2 separate regions of the Homo sapiens genome follow, and region 1 is linked to region 2. The links are chromatin contacts, found by Hi-C in ENCODE. All regions are on one chromosome and are shown on one strand. Each heading gives the region's core, a stretch centred on a gene start or an enhancer-like site at or near the end of the contact. The rest is flanking DNA. Distances are from core to core; before and after follow the strand shown.

Region 1 (7,733 bases), core at 1,387-3,886, 560 kb before region 2:
CAGTCTCCAAAATACTAACTAGTTTTTATTTGCCTTTATCATGATCCCTTCCCTTTTCACTTGTTGTGGGTCTGCTCTAATATTTCTGGTGTCACAGATGGCATTCCTGAGAAAGTCTTAAGGAAAAACCCTTAAGAGTGTAAAGACAAATGACAGGCTGTCAGTGGATCTGTACCTTTACAAGGACTAACAAAGATTCCCTGCACTTCTGGCAACACCGTACCTGTCCTAACACTTCCAGTGCGACCCACCACCTCCACTCTTCATTTATCAGGAGAGAATGGATTTTTAAATGTTTCCTAGCTGGATTCTCTACATACTGCCATGGAAATGTCCAAAATTTCCTAAGGCAAAAGATGGTCATATTTTTTGTGAAAGGAAAGCTGTATATATAAGTACACATCAGCATCTCTTACCCCTCTCTCCCACACATGTACACTTTCTATAATCATAGTATATGCATAGAAAAATGACTGAAGGACTTTTAAACAATGTGGTGCATTGAGCTGACTCAGAAATGACACACAGAAATGAAGAACGCTGGCCGGGCACGGTGGCTCACGCCTGTAATCCCAGCACTCTGGGAGTCCGAAGTGGGAGGAACACCTAAGGTCAGGAGTTCGAGACCAGCCAGGCCAACATGGTGAAACCGTCTCTACTAAAAACACAAAAATCAGCCAGGTGTAGCAGCACATGCCTGTAATACCAGCTACTCCGGAGGCTGAGACAGGAGAATCACTTGAACCCAGGAGGCAGAGGTTGCAGTGAGCCAAAATCATGCCACTGCAGTCCAGCCTGGGTAACAAAGCAAGATGCCGTCTCAAAAAAAAGAAATGAAGAACGCTACAATTCTAGAAAACAGTAAATGAAGATTTTTCCAAGGCATTCGGAAATCGTTACACCATTTGGTAGGGGGAAAGAGATAACGACGACGTTAAACTTTGTTGAGTATGTGTGTTAAAAATTCAGAAGTAACTGTTAAACGATTAATGACAGAATGCATAATTTCCAAACTCACTGGAGAGGGAAGTGGGAAGATAAAGAAAAATGAATTAACCTAATAAAAGGCAAGAAAGGAAAAGAGACCAAAAAAAAGAAATAGAAAACACAAAATAAGATGGTAGAATTCCAAATGTCAGTAATCACAATAAAAGTTAAATTAATTTCACATATAGAAAGACAATAATAGCAACTAACATTTATCGGGTATTTACTATGTATTAAGCACTGTTCTTTATATATTCACTCCATTAATCCTCAGATCAAATGCATAATATAGATACCATTATTATCTGCATTTTATGTATGATAAACTGAGGCTGATAAAATCCCCAGCTGGTAAGTGGCAGAGCAAGGACTTTAATTATTGAAGTCTAGTTTTCAGCGCTGTACTCTAATAGGCTGGGAGCTTATTAGAAGTTCCATCTGGTACACAAGCACATTATAATCTTAGTTTCCATTTTGCTATAGTGTTCTTCTTCTTTTCCCTTTCTCCCTCCCGCCTCTAATCCATCCTCCCAGTCTCTGCAATCTTTCTCCATTCTCATACAAATATTTAAACATACTTGCATATGGGAGGGAGTGTTTTGGTCAGGGTTTGCTTTTACAAAAATGGAAACATATTATACTATAATATATGCACTTCTCTGCAATTTGCTTTTCTCTCAAGAATAAACATTAGACGTCTTTCCTGAAGAAGAGACATAAAGCTAACTTACCCTTTTGAAAAAAACTACTTCGTGGTACTGCATAGTTTGTATGAGCACAATTTATTCAACCGCCTTTCAGACAGACCAGTTACAGAGCTGGTCCTAGGATCGCTGCAACAGTCCGAGGGCATAGCTTCCCTAACTTCATTTTCACCAATTTCAAATCAACTTTAGTTTACATTTCCTGGCAGAATGCTTCACATACATTTATTTTTAATCATTACAACACTCCAGTGATTCAGGTATTATCGTCCCCATTTTGCATGAGAAAACAGGGTCTCTGAGTTATTAAACAAGTTGCCTAGGGTCATATAGCCACAAAGTAGTTGAATTCAAAACTCCTGTTCTAAATCTTTACTCTGCTTTATAAGCCCATTTATCACCCCTAAATGGGCTGTCTCTGGAAACACCTCGGCTAAGCCAATAAGCCTGGATTTATCTTTGCTCCATGGGCCATCTCCATGGCCCCAGACCTCCCTAGGCACCTGGCTCAGAGATTGAAGACGGTCCCACCCTCCCATGGGCAGTTCGGAATAAAAACTTCCTGAAAACTCTACCTTTCAGCAGAGGCTAGTCGAAAGGGGCCCTTTTATCTCAGAGGTGTCGGCGACGCTCACACGATTTATGAGAATCTGAACTTACAGAAACCAATCCACCAGGACACCCTGAAAAGGGAAGCAGAGGAGACATGGCGGGAGTACAATCACCGTTACTGCAACACAACCAGGAAGCGTCTGGACGCGACGTGACTCATCCATCTCTAGCAGCTCCCACACCAGCAGGGCAAAGGGGCACTTACCTGCCAACAAACCATTCGACTCTTTCAGTCTTCAGACCCCTCAAACTCCTCACAGTTCACTACCACGTGTTGCAAAATTCTCTGCCCCAAAATCACTGCCTCCAGTGCAGAGCCAATCAGGGAGTACTGCGTCATCACTGGGCGCCAGAAAAAAAGCAAAGCCGACATTCAAGCGAGCCTTGATGACGGCAAGAGCGAGGGACCTCTGCCGTTGCTATGGTAACTGAGCCAACGCGAGCGGCCTGCGCAGAGCCTCGTGGGAGTGGTGGTTCGACGGTGTCCTATGCCTGCTTTCCTTGCGGGCGGAGGAACTACAATTCCCAGCGTGACCCGGAGGCAGCCCGGGCAGAAGGGCGGTTGCTGCAGCTTTGGCCGAGGTTCGGGCTCGAACTTGGAAAATGCTCCTGGCGCCTCAGGGAAGGTCCTTCTCAAAGAAAAGGATGGGGCTGAATCGCTGGAAACGGTTCACAAGGAAGCCGAGTCCCAAGGTGATCCCAATCGAGAGCTTTGGAGGGCGGGGACTTTCCCAAGGCGCGGCGCAGTCAGGAAGCCAGTCGCGGCCCGTCTGTGCTTCCTGCCTCTTCATCCTGAGCTGACACGCCCCTGCCTTGACCGCCCCAAAGCCAGCATTACCCTGAGTGAAATGCTCTAGGAGCTCTGGGGTCTGGGCACATTACGGCTTTGGTGGGCAGCATCGTGGAAGAACTGTTTGTAACGCTTTTCTAAAACCGGAGGTGTCTGCTAATGCCCATCGGGGTGAAAGGAGTTTGCAAACTCCGTTCCCCCTACCTTAAATTTTAGGAAACTTCTCGCACATTTCTTTCTTTTTCTCTCTCTTTTTTTTTTTTTGCAAATCTTGGGGTAATTGATCTTTATTAACGGGAGAGAGCTTCACATTAAATACCCTGCCTATATTCCTGCCCCTTCACTTTTACGTAAAGTATCTAAATAAACTCAGGAGTGCAAATGGATATTGAATACATTAATACTTGATTCACATAGTAATTTCTAAATTCAACCAACTTTCAAAAAATAGATTCTCTCCGTATCTATCACCCATTTGGATGCATTAGCACCTGAAGATAAGAAAAAAATAATAACCCCATTTTAAACTTGAAACATATGTGACATGTGCAAAGTCACAGTTGCACCGTGTGCTTTCCACAGACTACCTTTTTAACAGTCCCCAAAAAGATGCTTAAAATCTAAATGAGAGTACTAAAATGGAGAAGCTTCTCAGCTTTCAGCTACAGAGCAGTTTCACCAGCTGTTTTCACCCTTAAGTTATACTTTCCTAAATAATATTCTGTAGATGTATGTGGCCTTTTTGAGGGCCCCAGGCGATTGTTCTTGCGATTTATTCTAAATTTACCAGCTAAATGCATTGGACATATTCCACATGACAAATATGTTGCCCTAGATACTAGAGGGCACAGACTGAAGCATCAGGGAGACTTGGAAACTGAGGCTGCTGCTATTTCAATACATCAGTTGCATAATGTATTGGATCCAAGATAGGATATAGATATGGACTTGATGATGAAAGGTAAAAATTTAGAATAATTTCTTAGGACTCCAAAAGGAAGGATTTTTGCTGCTAGTGCTCATTATTACTGCCTAGAGAAAAAAAGGTAAAAACATAGGGCTTCTTCAAGTTCAGTTGTATTTTAATTAGATCAGCTCTTTCTTTGTTGCAGTGACAAAATTATTAAGCAGTACAGCTGCGTTAGTTATCAGTAAGATGCTTTGAAGGTAAAGTGTTAGGTAAGTGAAAGAGTATTATATTTTTCCCACCTCCATGTGTCAGTATGCTAGTTTAGATATCCCCTTATTTTATTATTATTATTATTATTATTATTTTAAAGAGTATATTTGAGTAAGAAGCAATTCATGAACTGGGAACGCCAAACCAAAAGAGATTTAGTGCTCCAATGACAAATCATCAGGATATCCCCTTATTTTAAAAACACACCTGAATTTTTAGTGAAGAAGATAACTCTATTTGTTAAGTGACTATTAGAGGGAATTCTGCAAGCTTCTGGGAGTTTCAGAGGTTGAAGAAAGGAAATGTCCTGATAGTTTTACTTCTAATTTCAGATTAATACCTGACTGATCTGGGTGGAAATTTATATTTTCTGCTTTGTAAAACAGTAAAAGTCAGATTGATTAACCCTCGCCCCATTCCCCAGTTTTTGTTGTTGTTGTTGTTTGTTTGTTTGTTTGTTTTTGAGACAGAGTCTCGCTCTGTCGCCCAGGCTGGAGCGCAGTGGTGCAATCTCGGCTCACTGCAAGCTCCGCCTCTCGGGTTCACGCCATTCTCCTGCCTCAGCCTCCTGAGTAGCTGGGACTACAGGCACCCGCCACCACGCCTGGTTAATTTTTTGTATTTTTTTTTTAGTAGAGACGGGGTTTCACCGTATTAGCCAGGATGGTCTTGATCTCTTGACCTTGTGATCTGCCCGCCTTGGCCTCCCAAAGTGCTGGGATTACAGGCATGAGCCACTGCTCCCGGCCAAAACACACCTGCATTTTTGGCAAAGAAGATAACTCTATTTGTTAAGTGACTATTAGAGGGAATTCTCCAAGCTTCTAGGAGTTACAGAGAGTGAAGAAAGGAAATGCCCTGATGGTTTTACTTCTAATTTCAGATTAATACCTGACTGATCTGGGTGGAAATTTATATTTTCTGCTTTGTAAAACAGTAGAAGTCAGATTTTTTAACCTTCAGTTTTTATTGGGCCAAACAAGATCCCTGATCTGGGTAAGATGAGAAAGCCTCTTGCTACAGGCTACTTATGAAAGGAGTAAGGAGAGGAACACACCCTTCTTTAAGCTAAAGATTACTTGGATAATCTGGCTAATTAATCAGTGCTTTTTTTTTTTAATGAGTAGCTTTATATTTAGCATTTCTATATCTTGACTCTTAACCCTAAGGAGGTTTAAAAAAATAGCAGTGCCAGGGTCCTATCCCAGACCAATTAAATCACAATATCAAGGTGGACCTAGACAAGAAATAAAAACAATCAGTGTCCCAGGAAGGCTTCATGTTTTCTCCTCATACTGCTATTCTGTGTCTTTTATTGCTAATCATGCTGAACTTTCTAATGAAATGCTTTGGGGAAATAATAAAGGACACTGTTCCATATGCTTTAGTCAGAAGGATAGATTTAAATGGCAAAGTTGATAAAGATATTGCTGCGTATTGATATCATATATATGTTATCTACAGCCTACTTTTGGTCCTGACAGTGTGGAACACTGGATAAAGGTAAGGATATTTCAAATTTAGAATAAAAAGAGTATTAAGAGTCAAGCATAATCAGATGGAAAAGAAATATGAATAGATCTCCACTTTGCACATACTCTGCTATTTTTATTCCCGTGTGACTATGTAAGTTGCCTTAATTTTATACTTTTTAGTATTTTTTTTCATAATTCTGTTGCCTCTCATGATACCATTTAAGTAGGAATGACAAGAAAACAGGTGTGTAGACTTCGTTTCAAATGCCATGAGTATCACATGAAGAGGATTAAAGGAGTTGTGAAAAGAAGCCTTGGGAGAGGATATGGTGGCCTTCCTCAGATGTTGGAAAGACTGCACTGTAGTTACAATGACCTAGGGACTAATGGGTGAAAACTACGTGTGCATCACAAATAAGAATTTTCTAATGACTAGTCCATCCAAAAGTGGACTGGGTGTTCTTATAGAGATGTGTTTTCTACCACTGAAGCTATTTTAATGGACTCTAACTGGTCACTTAATGTTAGGCTAATGAACAATATGTTTGAGGATTCAGTGAAGGGGAGATTGTGTTAGATAACCTCTGACATCTCTTCCAGGCCTGAGATATGTATTTTTGAGTCTGAGTACCATTTAATTTGAAAGTGCCATTAAATCATTTCAGGTGTGTGCTTCTGCGTGTCAGTTTAGCAACTTGCCATATTCAATTCATCGTGTACCACATGTTTCAAAATCATGCAGCATTTTCCCGGGAAAAGACCATTCTGACAGTATTTTGAAGAGTGATTACTCATCTAAATTGACATGCATCATGAGCACCAGATCCCAGATAGATATAATAGATCCTAGGCCAGATGTAATAATTTTTAAGCATTTATTTATTCAGCTGGTATTTGAGTGCCTACTAAGTACTAGCCCACTGTGTTGGGTGTTGGAGCTAAAACAGAGCAGGTACAGTCCCTGCCCTCCCAGGGTTTACAGTCCAGTGGAGAATAAACAACTTACTAAAGCTCATGAGAGAATTAAAGATGTAATGGAAGTATGTGGTGAGAGGCACTAATTTAAATGGAGTCAGGGGAAGCTTCCTGGCTACTGCAGAAAGCCTAACTTAGATGACGACTAAAGTGGATCTACCATCATGAATGCTAGTCTCTAGGAAGGCCACTCCTCTATCTAGTAAGACTAGCTTGCATGTGAGTGTTGAGAGTCCCAGTGCCAAGTCCCTGCAGGGCTTAGTCACACAGTTAGTTACCATCTCTTCAGAGGCAAAGATTTAACTAAAACAGGAAGATAAAATTTTGCTCTGATTTGTCTGTGACATTGTCCGTTTTCATATAGTTTTCAGCCAGCTTGACTCAATTTTTATCATCTTTTATCATTCCTCTAACATTTCTGCATTGGCTCTGTCTCCATTATGTCATCAAATCTGTCTTGAAAAAAACCAATAAGTCTTTATTTGATCCTGTAATCTATTCTGATTCCTGAACGATTTCTTTTTCATATCTAATGTTTTGGATACATAACCTGGACTCCTTGCCTTTGTATTTTTCTTGTCCTCTTGTGTCCACAGTTATTCTCCTGCGTCCTAATTTCTTACCATTCCACAGAAACTGTTGTCATAAATGACTTCCTGACCAAATCCAGTAGTCTTTTGATAGTCCTCAAACTTTTTCAGGTTACATTGACATAGTTACCATTGCTTTATTCTAGAAATCCTCTCCTCCATGGTCTTTTTGTAACTGTTTTTTTCCTGCTGCTTCTAATACTTCCTTGTTCACTTCTCTGTCTTCTTTTCTTATTTCATTGCTAACTCTGGGTGTACCCTAAACAGTTATAACCTCTGGACCGAAGACTTCAAAGTCCACTTGAGTGGACCACCCTTTCAAAATCAGCTGAGACCTCTTTATGTGAAAGAAGGGGAGAATATATGGAAAGGGTATGGAGTATAGTAAAAATTGAGAAAGGCCTCTCTTCAGAACAGAAA
Region 2 (7,098 bases), core at 3,460-5,959:
TCTGTAAGACATCTAAAATTAGTCTGTTATTTTCTATAAATAGGACACCTAAAACTAATATGTGTTCATATCTAAATTGAGAATACTGGTTCCTAGAAAGAAAGAATTTTTGGTCCTAGGATTTTGAAACCATTTTAGCCATTAAAATCCAATAAATGTGTATATTTTATAAGAAAACTTTTTTTTTTTTTTAAAGAAAGGCCACCTTTTTTTACAGAATACCGTGACTGATCTAACCGTTCATCGGGCAACTCCCGAAGATCTGGTGAGTTTAATATCAAAACTTAAGTCATTTATTCAGTGTTTTATTTGGTATTTGACTTGTAACCTTTAGAATAGAAACTATAGGCACTTCCTGGAAGTTGTTCAGTTATGTTTAATCTTGTTTATGTCTATATAAAATCAAAACGCCTATCTTCTGGACTTCCTGATTTGAGCTAGGAATATCAATTAGTATGTATTAGAGTTTCATTAAATATGTTGGGTTTATAGTTGAAATCTCTTCAGTCTAGTACTGCCTGATATATATCTATCTATCTGCCTTTTTAAAAAATCTATAGATATCTTCAGCATTATTTATTACTTCCCTATACAAACATATTGTTCTAGTCAGTGTAATAATTTCTGTGTATTTCCATGTCTGAGCCCCCATTCCTTACTTGGAACAGTTTCTGTACCTTCTTCTCTACCCGTTCAAATCTTACCTTACTTCCTTATCCTAGTTCAAATCCTACTTTTTTTTTTTATGTTTCCACTTAGGTTTTTTTTTTTTTTTTTTTTTTAAGATTTATTGAGATATAGTTCACATACCATGAAATTTACCTGTTTAAAGTGTGCAGTTTGGTGATTTTTGGTATATTCAGAGTTGTGCAACCATTGTCACTATCTAATTTTGGAATGTTTTCATTACCCCAAAATGAAACCCTCTACCCATTAACAGTCACTCCTTGTGCCCAGTTCTTCCCAGTTTGTGGCAATGACCAATGTACTTTGTGCTTTTATGTATTTGCCTATTCTGGTCGTTTGATATATGCGGAATACAACACGTGGCCTTTTGTGTCTAGCTTCTTTGTCTTAGCATAATATTTTCAAGGTTCATCCCTGTTGTAGCATGTATGTCTCTGCCCACTGCAGCCTCCACCTCCTGTGATCAAGCCATCTCCACCTCAGCATCTTGAGTACTTGGGACTACAGGTGCATGCCACCACGCCTGGCTAAGTTTTGTATTTTTTGTAGACACAGGGTTTTGCCGTCTTGCCCAGGCTGGTCTCGAACTCCTGGGCTCAAGGAATCTGCCCACCTCAGCCTCCCAAAGTGCTGGTATTATAGGCATGAGCCACCACGCCCAGCTCATAGTAGTTCTTTATTCCTTATAATTGCCAAATAATATTCCATTGTATGGATCTACCATTTTATTTATCTGTTGTTCAGTTGGTGGACATTGCATTGTTTCTGCTTTTGCATTGTTAGGTATAATGCTGCTGTGAACATTCATGTACAAGTTTTTGTGTGAACATGTATTATCAGTTCTTTTATATGTATACATCTAGGAGTAAAATTGCTGAGTCATATAATTTCTCCATATTTAACTTTCTAAATAATTGTCAAACTGTTCTATGAAGTGGCTGCACCATTTACATCCCCGCCAGCATGTATGAGGCTTCCAGTTTCCTCACATTGTTACTGTCACCTTTTTCATTTTAGTTCTCTTAGTAGGTGTAAAGTGCTGTCTCATTGTGGTTTCAATTTGCATTTCCCTAATTGATAAAGGATGTTAAGCATCCTTTTGTGTACTTTTCGGCCATTTCTACTATATTCTTTGGAGAAATGTCTATTCAAATACCTTAGTCATTTAAAAATTGGATTATTTGTGCTTTTATTGTTGAGTTATAAAAATTATGTATGTATTCTGGATTTGAGTTCCTAATCAGATATAATTTGCAAGTATTTTCTCCCATTTTCTTAGTTGTTTTTTCAGTTTCTTGATGGTGTCCTTTAAGCAGGGAAGTTTTTAATTTTGATGAAGTCAAATTTACCTGTTTTTTATTTTGTCACTTGAGTTTTTAGTATCATACCTAAGAAACTGTTACCTAACCCAAGGTTCACAAAGACATACTCCTATGTTTTCTTCTAAGAGTTTTATAGTTGTAGTTCTTATATGTAGAACTATGATTCATTTTAAGTTAATTTTTCTGTATGGTGTGTGGTGGGAGGGGGGCCCAACTTTATTTTTTGCTAAAGGATAATCATTGTCCAAACAGCATTTATTGGAAAGACTATTCTTTCCCCATTGAATGATCTTGGAACTCTTGTTGAAAAATCACTTGTCCATAAATATAAATGTTTATTCAGCACTCTCAATTCTATTTCACTGATTTATATGTCAATCCTTATGCCAGTACCACATTGTCTTGATTACTGTCGTTTTATAGTAAGTTTGAAGTCCTGTTTTTGAAACTGACCAACAGTTATCTCCTCTGAACTATTACTACCTAACTTAGGCATTGAGTATATGACATCTAATGTATATCATTTGTCTTTATAAGGATGTGCCCAATCTCAATGGGCAGATTGTTAATGCTTTTGAGAGATACAGACCATATCTTATACATCTTTGTGTACCCAGGAGTCTTAATCCTAGTAGGTGCTCATTAACTATTTACTGAGAATAATAATTATGCCCAACTGAGTTAATATTTTTTAAATGAAAAATTTCAAACTCAAGGGAAAATGGAGATAAAAATAGAAATAACTACTATGTACTGTTCACCCAGATAGGATAGTTATTAAAAATTTGCCACAGTTGCTTCATTTATCTTACCCTTTTCTTTTTTCTCTGAAATATTTTAAAGCAAATTCCAGAGAACACATCATTTTGTGCTTACATATTCAGTTTGCATTTTTTAAAAATGTAAGCCTTTTTTTTTTCAACATAACCACAGTGCCATTATTACATCCAACAAAAGTAAATATAATTATTTGTAACACCTAATACCTAGCCCATATTCAAATCTCCTCAGTTGTCTAAAAAATGTCATCTTCATTTGTTTTTTGTGAGTCAGAATCCTTGTGTAATACTTGTTATTGTCTCTTTAATGGATTGATTTTTTATTTACATGGTGAAAACTCAGTAGTACATTTTATCATATATGTTCATGTTCATAGTTCTGAATACTAGAGTACTTGTAAAATCAAATATCTAATTTTATTTCTTAGCCACCTTAGTGAACCTTAGTGAACCCACCTTAGTGAACCCTCTAACACTTGAGATCTGTGGCGCGTATCTCTTCTTGTACTTCAGGAACTCTATTTCCCTGACTTCTGTATTTTCAGTGACCCACTCCCACATGAGGCCATTGAAGGGCTATAAACACTACATTATTATTTCTTGGTAGTAGTGTGATGATCATGAAATGAGTGTGTCTTTGCCAAAGATGACTCGGTGGATTTTGTACCTTTTACATTGTGCTCAGTTAGTGTGTGTATATGTGTGTATGTGTATGTTAAAAAAAAATGCTGGTTTTGACCCATGAATTGATTTTATCATCCATTAAGTGAGTCCCAACCTGTGGTTTGAAAAACACTAGTTTGCTGGATAGTCTTGCAGAAAAGTAGTAGAAATTATTATTTCTTTCTGTACATCTTTTAGGTAGGTTTACCAGTTCTATATACTGCTTTCTTTAAGATCATTTTTGAAAATTTAGGGGACTGAAAATTTTGGCTATGAATATATATAAACATGCACATATTGGACCAGAAAAAGTTTAAAAAGTGATGAACTAGAGTAGGTGATCTCATCATCTGAATAGGCAACTTCTTTGTGTCTGAAACATTCCTTTATGTACTTTTCTCTTCTGTATAGGTACGCCGTCATGAAATACACAAATCGAAGAATAGAGCATTAGTACACTGGGAACTCCAAGAAAAAGCTTTGAAGAGAAAATGGAGGAAGCAGAAACCAGAAACTTTAAATCTTGAGAAAAGAAGATTGTCTATCATGAAGGAGGTAATGCTAAACTGCATTAGAGTTAGAAAGAAAAAAAGGAGATAAATAGGGTTCTTTGTTTTTCTTCAATTTGATTCACGTTGGAGAGACTCTAGTAATCACTGCATTCTTATTCAATAATCTACATGTGGACTTCAAAAAAAGCAACAGAGTGGTGACTGGAGTCTGGTTTGGTGGTTTGAATTCCTGTTCTACTACTTACCAGCTGTGTGACCCTAAGTAAATTATTTAACTTTTCAGCCTGAATTTTCTCATATTTAAAATTATTATTTGCTTGTATTGCTATGAGATTTCAGTGATATAATACTTACAAAGTGAATAGCACAATCTTTGCTTATTCCTCTTTTTGTATATAAGCTGCTATAATAATTTTTCTCAGTAAAGTGATTAGCACAATCTTTTCTTATTCCTCTTTTTATATATAAGCTGCTATAATTATTTTTCTCAGTTTAACAGCAGTGCTGTTAGGTTACTTTGAAAAAAAAATGATGTTGTATGCTTGTCCAACTGAGTAATAAGCAACTTGTCTTTGGCTTAACCTTTTGCCAGACGTGGGGTGTTCAGATAAGTAATCAGATATGTAGGGATAAACAATATGGGAAATAAGAGGAAACTACAGCAAATAACCTTTTTAAATTTGAGCTGAAGTCATTGTGAAGGAATGTGCTTTGTCTGTAGTGTTGCTCCTTGTTCATATTGAAGCTTATGTACAGCACTTAGCTGTCTGACCTTTCACGGCAGCTTTGAATCATACATTTTCTTTTGAGGAATTTGTTAGGCTTCTTATTGAAATAAAGTCTCAGTCTTAGACATCATCAGGAAGAATAATATCTCCCAAATAAATGTTTACATGAGCTTGAGAAAAGAACAGTGGCTTGATTGAGAGAATGCTTCTTTACAGGTAAGTATCTTTTGGTGATCTTGGACAAGTCGCATACATTTAAATGTTATGGGGTAATTCTCAGTGAAAGGCCTAAAAACACAGATCTCACCACGAAAAAAGGCAGCCTGCTTGGATTGCATCAGACTCTGGGCTTATTTTCCTTTCTCTAGTGGTTCCTGCTCATGTCCTGAATTTCTCATACAAGTTATAGATGTGGTAGAAGTAGGTGTTTAAAGAAGGGTGGTGAGAGACGATGAGTGATGTTTCTTTGCCTTCTTTTTGTAGATCTGCTGCCTCAGGCACTAGTATAGTGGTTCTCAACTCTCACTGCACATTAGAATCAGTCAGGGTCAAGAAGCTCCATTAAAAAAATATATAACAGCTGGGTGTGGCAGCTCATGCCTGTAATCCCAGCATTTTGGGAGGCCAAGGCGGGCAGATCACCTGAGGTCAGGAGTTCAAGACCAGCCTGGCCAACATGGTGAAACCCCATCTCTACAAAAATACAGAAATTAGCTGAGCATGATGGCGGGTGCCTGTAATCCCAGCTACTTGGGAGGCTGAGGTGGGAGAATTGCTTGAACCTGGGAGGCGGAGGTTGCAGTGAGCCGAGATTGGTCCATTGCACTCCAGCCTGTCTCAAAAACAACAACAGCAAAACCAAAAAAAAAAAAAAGCCCTAAAGATTAGCTGGGTACAGTGGCAGGTGCCTGTAGTCCCAGCTACTCAGGAGGCTGAGGCAGGAGAATCGCTTGAATCCGGGTTGCAGTGAGCTGAGATTGTGCCACTGCACTCCAGCCTGGGCAACAGAGTGAGACTCTGTCTCAAAAAAAAAAAAAAAAAAAAAAGCTCTCTTTCTCTCTCTCTCTCTCTATGTATGTATGCATATATATATAACTATATCTGGACTCTATACCCAGAGATTCAGATTTAGTTGACCTAGGATGTGGCCCCATGTAGGTGTTTTTTAGACAGTTCCTATGTAATTTGAATGTGCTGCAGGGGTTGAGCACCTCAGCTCTCATCAGGATTCAGGTATTTTCTCTCTACCAGCATATCTTGGGATAATTTCCTGTCAGTGCTTAGACATCTACCTTTTCTTTTTGATGGCCATTAGCATATAGATGTACCACAATTTATTTATCCTGTGCTTTATTGGTGAACACTTAGGTTGTGTGTTAGAGTATAGTTTAAGCTTCTGGAAATAAAAAAATACCCTCCTATATGTTTTGCTTTAAACAAACAAATTTGTTTCTGTTTATTAAACAGTTGAGAGGAAAGTGGTAGCTGGTAGGGAACTCTGCAGTCCTTTATTACACAGCTTCTGTCTCTGAATACAAAATGGCCATAGCAGCTTCATTCAGCTATATGCCAGCCAGCAGGAAACAGGAAGAACAGTGCATGCTACTCCTATTACATGTCACCCAGAAGTTCTGGCATATATCCTGTTGGCCAGAAAGTCATCACATGGCCATTCCCACTTACAAAGATGGTTGGGAAATCTAGCTATGTAATTGGCTAAAATGCAGGAGTTCTGCTGTTAAAGGAGAAACCAAAAGAACATTGCTGGATACTTAAGTAGTACTGTCAGTTACCCACAGATTGTCTTCTACCTTGCTACTATCAATAATGTAATAAATATCCTTGAAAATGTTTTTGGGTACACATGTAAGTATATTTTCAGGATAAATTCTTAAAAGTAGAATTGCTTAGTCAATGGATATGTGCATCTTTTATTTCAATGTTGGTAAATTTGCAACGTCTCTGTTTAAGGGATGCAGTGGACCAAAGGAAGAAGCCTCCTTAGACATATTCACATAAGCTTCATCATTATGTATTAAAGCTAACAGGACCCATCCACCTGAAGCTGGACTCCCAGATTAACATAAATTAAGAGAAAGCTCTTTGGCCAGCATAATCTTAGATTTCATTTGCTGTAAGATGTACCCATGCCATGGGAATCAAGCAAATTAGGGTTCCCTCTCACTCATGGAGAGGCTTTCAAAAAGATCTTATAAATCCCCAAAATGTAATAACTCCTAAAGCCTCTTTGTAATTTCCCAATTCTACCTCATGTCTTTTACTGTGGTACAAAAGGGCTAAGATGACGAGTTTCTGATAATGTCTTTTTTTTTGTAGAGACTGGGATCCTTTGAAAATCCAACATGTGTACCACCACTTACAGGTTTAAGTTTGTGCTCTGCAAACT

The links. Hi-C counts contacts between places; a loop is a spot of excess contacts on that map. Pooled maps may share reads with other maps.
Region 1: a loop to region 2 is called in a pooled map, with 2.0 times the contacts of the local background. The contact joins the promoter of QTRT2 here to the enhancer-like site in region 2. A Hi-C loop is called at or near these places in 4 of 50 pooled maps.

The regions. Positions count from the first base shown.
Region 1 is chr3:114,051,640-114,059,372 of GRCh38, reverse strand. It overlaps QTRT2 (queuine tRNA-ribosyltransferase accessory subunit 2), which reads right to left and starts at 2,636. Exons shown (of 10, transcript NM_024638.4): 1 at 2,509-2,636; 2 at 2,267-2,374. It overlaps CCDC191 (coiled-coil domain containing 191), which reads left to right and starts at 2,847. Exons shown (of 17, transcript NM_020817.2): 1 at 2,847-2,996; 2 at 5,738-5,776. The coding sequence starts at 2,907. RefSeq lists enhancers at 88-587, 2,696-3,105.
Region 2 is chr3:113,496,347-113,503,444 of GRCh38, reverse strand. It overlaps SPICE1 (spindle and centriole associated protein 1), which reads left to right. Exons shown (of 18, transcript NM_144718.4): 3 at 218-265; 4 at 3,863-4,006. SPICE1-CFAP44 (SPICE1-CFAP44 readthrough (NMD candidate)) reads left to right here. Exons shown (of 52, transcript NR_183050.1): 3 at 218-265; 4 at 3,863-4,006. Among named protein-coding and RNA genes, the nearest start is that of SPICE1, 15 kb to the left of the region's middle. Within about 2 kb of position 4,709, at least 3 of the 41 ENCODE cell types and tissues checked have a DNase peak (open chromatin) inside an H3K27ac peak, as active enhancers do.